2 separate regions of the Homo sapiens genome follow, and region 2 is linked to region 1. A link is a contact called in ENCODE Hi-C or POLR2A ChIA-PET data. All regions are on one chromosome and are shown on one strand. The core of a region is the stretch at or near the end of the contact, and the rest is flanking DNA. Distances in the headings are between cores, read along the strand shown. Region 1 overlaps METTL16 (methyltransferase 16, RNA N6-adenosine). Region 2 overlaps MNT (MAX network transcriptional repressor).

The links. A loop is a pair of places that touch in the nucleus more often than their neighbours do. ChIA-PET counts read pairs that join two places held with the same protein, here RNA polymerase II (POLR2A). Pooled maps may share reads with other maps.
Region 2: a loop to region 1 is called in a pooled map, with 2.7 times the contacts of the local background. The contact joins two enhancer-like sites. A Hi-C loop is called at or near these places in 2 of 50 pooled maps. POLR2A ChIA-PET finds 5 or more read pairs at or near these places in 5 of 52 experiments (H1, MCF 10A, activated CD4-positive, alpha-beta memory T cell and 2 more).

The regions. Positions count from the first base shown.
Region 1 is chr17:2,490,017-2,492,716 of GRCh38, forward strand. The region is part of intron 2 of METTL16 (methyltransferase 16, RNA N6-adenosine); the gene reads right to left. Among named protein-coding and RNA genes, the nearest start is that of METTL16, 21 kb to the right of the region's middle. RefSeq lists an enhancer at 1,081-1,150. Within about 2 kb of position 1,280, at least 9 of the 41 ENCODE cell types and tissues checked have a DNase peak (open chromatin) inside an H3K27ac peak, as active enhancers do.
Region 2 is chr17:2,381,432-2,384,131 of GRCh38, forward strand. MNT (MAX network transcriptional repressor) reads right to left here. Exons shown (of 6, transcript NM_020310.3): 6 at 2,642-2,700. Among named protein-coding and RNA genes, the nearest start is that of MNT, 18 kb to the right of the region's middle. RefSeq lists an enhancer at 1,390-1,599. Within about 2 kb of position 1,305, at least 6 of the 41 ENCODE cell types and tissues checked have a DNase peak (open chromatin) inside an H3K27ac peak, as active enhancers do.

The DNA of each region.
Region 1 (2,700 bases), core at 30-2,529:
ATATTACGTTTGAAAAAGAAGTTGAGTAGAAGTATATATGTACATTCTGATTGCATTCTTGTAAAAACAAAACAAAAAGACCCTGTATAAACAGATGCAGAGGAAAAGTCTGGAAGGTAAGTAGGGACTCGATATGCACGCAGGTGGGTAGATGCGTCGGGTGGAGACTTCCTTCACCTCACATTTCTGTATTATCTAAACACATTTAATTACATAATTCCACTTTTTTTTTAACTAAATATGTAAACTCTCTTCATACAAGTGTATGTGGATCAGCCCAGTCTTATTCTTTTTAATGACTGCACTGTACTCGCTTGGGGGGATGTATTACAGCTTTTGTAACTTTATGCAAAATGCTTACAGTATAATGTCAAATGGGGGAGAAGACGACGAATGATTGTATGTAACTACAACTACAACCACAAAAATTCCTACGTATGAATAAAGACAAGGGCTTAGAAAGATGAGATTACGGACTAATTTCATCTTTTAGGGTGAAAGAACTGACTTTTTGTATGTATGTGACATTACCATTATAAATGTAGTTAGGAAAAATATATTTCTCTAATTTTCCCATTAAGGGGTCTATAATGTCTGTATAGTAAAAAATAATTCCTTTTTTGAAAACCAGAAAACAGGTCCTTGGTTCTAGAATATCTGCTCTCTGTAACACAGTGACAGCAATCACCAAAAGATAGTGCTGCAGCTGTAGGGCTCATCATAAAGCTTCAAGAGACATTTTGGGCAAGAGAACAATGTAATTAATGTTTTCCAAGGGCCTTCAAAGAAAGTTGTTGCTTACATAAACAATTCTTGTTATTCAAATATATATATATATTCAACTTACAAAATGATGAACTAGAGCACACAATTTATTCACAAGGAACTATATCCTAAAAAAGTACAAGACATTAAGCTGAGGCTAGTTTCATGGAAGGAAATAAAGTGAACACCAATGAAGAGCTGATTGTTAGACTTTGTTGTTTATTTTCTTTTCTGAAAAGATCCAGACACTAGTCTGAGTGTCAAAAATACTTTTGTTGGGCAAAGTCAAGTCACTCGACTTCACTAGTTAAGAATCTAGGTCACGTTAGCACTCTGGGACATTCAAAAAACCTGAACACAGACAGGCAAGATCTTTTCTCATTCTCATTTCAGAGATCACAGGGAGGCCCAGGAACTAAAATTAGCTCTCACGTGAAAATCAGCAGTTTATTCATTTTCAGTCTTTGTTGTTTGTTTAACACATTCAGCTTCCCAAAATAGCCTATTGTCAACAGGCTCATGGCCGATTTCCCCAGAATGACTCCTGCTCTACCACTGATGAATACAGTATTACCATTACAGATGGATTTTGAACAGACACATTTCTGTAATCCATTGTTAAAATAACAATCATTCTAATCCTGTAGAAGCTGAACCTGATGCAACAAAAACAAAAGCCAAAAGCCTCCCAGTGTTACTCCAAGGTTGGTTTCTAGTCTTTAGATGGTCACTGAGGTGCTAAAAATGGTACAGTCTACCCAGCATGATAAAGCCCTTCCATGCTAGGTCTTTGGTTTAAAAACAAATCAGTTGGCCGGGCACGGTGGCTCACACCTGTAATGTCAGCACGTTGGGAGGCCAAGGCGGGTGAATCACGAGGTCAGGAGATGGAGACCATCCTGGCTAACACGGTGAAACCCCGTCTCTATTAAAAATACAAAAAATTAGCCAGGCGTGGTGGTGGGAGCCTGTAGTTCCAGCTACTCCGGAGGCTGAGGCAGGAGAATGGCATGAACCTGGGAGGCAGAGCTTGCAGTGAGCCGAGATCGCGCCACTGCACTCCAGCCTGGGCGACAGAGCGAGACACCGTCTCACAAAAAAAAAAAAAAAAAAAATCAGTTAAAATAAATAAAAATAAAAACAAATAGGGCTGGGCGCGGTGGCTCACGCCTGTAACCCCAGCACTTTAGGAGGCCAAGGCTGACGGATCACGAGGTCAGGAGATCGAGACCATCCTGGCTAACACGGTGAAACCCTGTCTCTACTAAAAATACAAAAAATTAGCCGGGCGTGGTGGCGGGTGCCTGTAGTCCCAGCTACTCGGGAGGCTGAGGTAGGAGAATGGCGTGAACCTGGGAGGCGGAGCTTGCAGTGAGCCGAGATTGCGCCACTGCACTCCAGCCTGGGCGACAGAGCAAGACTCCGTCTCAAAAATAAACAAATAAATAAATAAAAACAAATCGGTTAAGTGTCACATTCTATTCAAGCTGAACTGACAGTGCTGAACTAAATTGTAGGCTGTCCCTATGGAACTGATTATTGTGAAAAAACACAAACTAAAATCTAATTGCAATGGTCAGATATGATTATAACAAAGCAGTGACATGCAGGGGAGAAAAATAAGATATCAGAGTAGCAATCCTTGCCACCTTACTTATACCAGGCTTAACAACAATATGAGCACCTACCATGAACTCAGTGTCCATAGAATGCTAGTCATTCTACACAACTGCTAACCTTCATGAGGATGTCCTCTCATCCCTCCTTTTCAGGTGAGAAGATTCAGTCTCAGTAAAGCTAAGAAAATTACATAAAATCTCACAGCTAAGGCCGGCCACAGTGGCTCACACCTGTAATCCCAGCACTTTGGGAGGCTGAGGCAGGTGGATCAAGAGGTCAGGAGTTTGAGACCAGCCTGGCCAACATGGTGAAACC
Region 2 (2,700 bases), core at 55-2,554, 110 kb before region 1:
GTGTGGCTCTCACCCCGAGCACTGTCTGAGAGGCCGGAGGGGAGTGTCAGGAGGAGTCAGACCCTGCTGAGCTATAGACAGGCCCAGCTGTAACGGGTCTGCACCTCTCTTCCTGCCCTTCCCCAACCCGAGTGCTACTGGTCCCATCGTCGATGGCTCCAGGGAGAAGACACCAGTCACACAACATGTCTTCTACCCTAGAGGACACTGGCTTCCTGGACATTAGGGCCTGTTTTCCACTCACTCAAAGCTGAAGACCCCAGCCCATGGTCCTAGCAGGCTGAACCCAGCTTTATTATACAGAGAGAGAGACAGACAGATAGACAGACACAGAGTCTTGCTATCTCTCCCAGAATGGAGTGCAATGGTATGATCATGGCTCACTGCAGCCTTGAACTCCTAGGCTCAAGCGATCCTCCCAACTCAGCCTCCCAAGTAGCCAGGGATGCAGGCCCCCATCATGGCAGTTTTTCTATCTTTTTGGTAGAGGCAGAGGCTCACTGTTGCTCAGGCTAGTCTTGAACTCTGGCCTCAAGCAGTCCACCCACTTGGCCTCCCGAAGTGCTGGGATTACAGGCTTGAGCCACTGCATCTGGCCCTGAACCCAGCTTTTAGGAAAGAGTGCAAACTAGTGGCCAGAGCTACCCAAAGAAACCAGTTGGTGCAGAGAGAGCTCTGGGGCCAGGGAACTTGATGAGCCCTTCAGGGGAACACCCCCGACCCGCCAGCCGACTCTGTTGCCTGGAGGAGTCAGAATTCCTTTGCTGTGACCACCTAAAGGAAATTTCACCTAGCCTGGGAGTAACCCTTCACACACTTCCGTCCTGCCCTACTCCCCCTGACTACTGGACTGGGATCCTGGGACCAGAGGGGATCCCACAGCTTTTCAAAACGATGGGACAGCTGGGGCGGGAAGAGCAAGCAGCACAGTGGGCTCTCCAAACACCATCTCAAGGAACCTTTGCAATCTGGAAAGTCAGGTCTTCCTCTTACAGAGCAGGAGCTGGTAAATGGAAGCACCTGGATTCATACTTTATCCTGACCACAGGCCCCTTTCTTATAAGCTCCAGCTGAGCCATGGGTGAGTGAGAACTGTGGGTGAGGGGGAGCTTTGAGTACAGCTTCTGCCTAAAGATTTAGTGACAGCCCTCAGATGACAGCCAAGTTATCACTGCCTGGGGAGGGTCTTCATCTGTGTTCCCAGTGGGCACAGGGCCTGGCACTGAGCATGCACCCAGGAAGGGTTAACCCTCACCCTATCCCTTCCCTAAAGCGTCGCTTAGTGAGCTAATGGAAGTGACCCAGCTCTTCCAGGAGCTACCAGCAGAGGGAGCCCGCGTCTCACAAGTAAAAAGGGCAGGCTCAGTAGGGAGGGCTGGATTCCGAACTTTCATTTTAATTAAAAAAATTTTTTTTGAGACAGAGTCTCGCTCTGTCTCCCAGGCTGGAGTGCAGTGGCGCAATCTCGGCTCACTGCAGCCTCCACCCCCCGGGTTCAAGTGATTCTCCTGCCTCAGCCTCCTGAGTAGCTGGGATCATAGGCATGCACCACCATGCCCGGCTCATTTTTGTATTTTTAGTAGAGAAGGGTTTTTGCCATGTTGGCCAGGCTGGTCTCGAACTCCAGACCTCAGGTGATCTGCCCACCTAAGCCTCCCGAAGTGCTGGGATTACAGGCGTGTGCCACCGTGCCCGGCCTGAACTTTTTGAAGTCAACTCTTCTCTTTCAGAAAACAGGACCCAAGACAGCACTCCCTTCCTCAAGGATAACCCCTACCCACCCCACCTCAGGAAGAGACGCAGAGTCAGTCTCCCCTGTGGGGACTGGGAGTCAGTCAGGTACTGTCAGGGTGGAAATGAGAAGCTGGGCCCCCTTGCCCAGCCTGGTCTCCAGCAAGGCCTAGCTAGTGGCTCCCTGACCTCACTTCCCACACCACCTCCTCCCATGACAGCCTGCCCAGGGAGAGAAGACACAGCCACAGGGACAAGGGGCTTCCAGCCCAGCTGAGAACACGGCTCTTTGCCCCTGACCTCCAGCCTCTTCTTCCCCTTGTTCCTTTCCCTTAGAGGACAGCTTTATGGACTCCCCGGCTGACCTGTTGTAACTGCACCCCCAGAGCAGCCCCTCAGGAAGCTCTCACCCTCTGTGCCCAATCCCTGGGGCAACTCCCCTGTACCTTTTTTATTGGATCCGAGTCTAGGACTGGCCCCAGGTGCCACAAGGGTGGCAGATGCTGGGTAAGAACTCTGTACCCAGTTCAGAGGTCTGACTGCAGCTCCAACGAAGTCTCCAGCTAGCCGTGTGGCCTCAACAAGTCACTGGGCCACCTCAATCCTGTTTCCTTATCTGCCAAAATGGGGCTAAGTCTGGCTTATTTACTTCACTTGGCTGTTGAAAGATGAAACAAGATAATGCTTGTAAAATGGTCTGAGGAAATACGAAGCTTTGCAAAAGTTTCAGACCGACCAGAACTGCCATTTTCAGAGCGGCGGAGGCACCGGGTCAGAGCCGCTTGAGGACTATGCTGGGCAGACAGGGTCGAGACAGGTGATCTCACCGCTCCTGCCACATGCTTCCCTACAGGCCTCAGCCTCCTTTTGCAATAAAATGACCCAGATGCTGCAGGCTGGCAGCTCCATCTCAGGTTTCAGTGCAGGTTTATTTCAGTTTTATATTTTATTCCAGGCAAGTGCTTATTA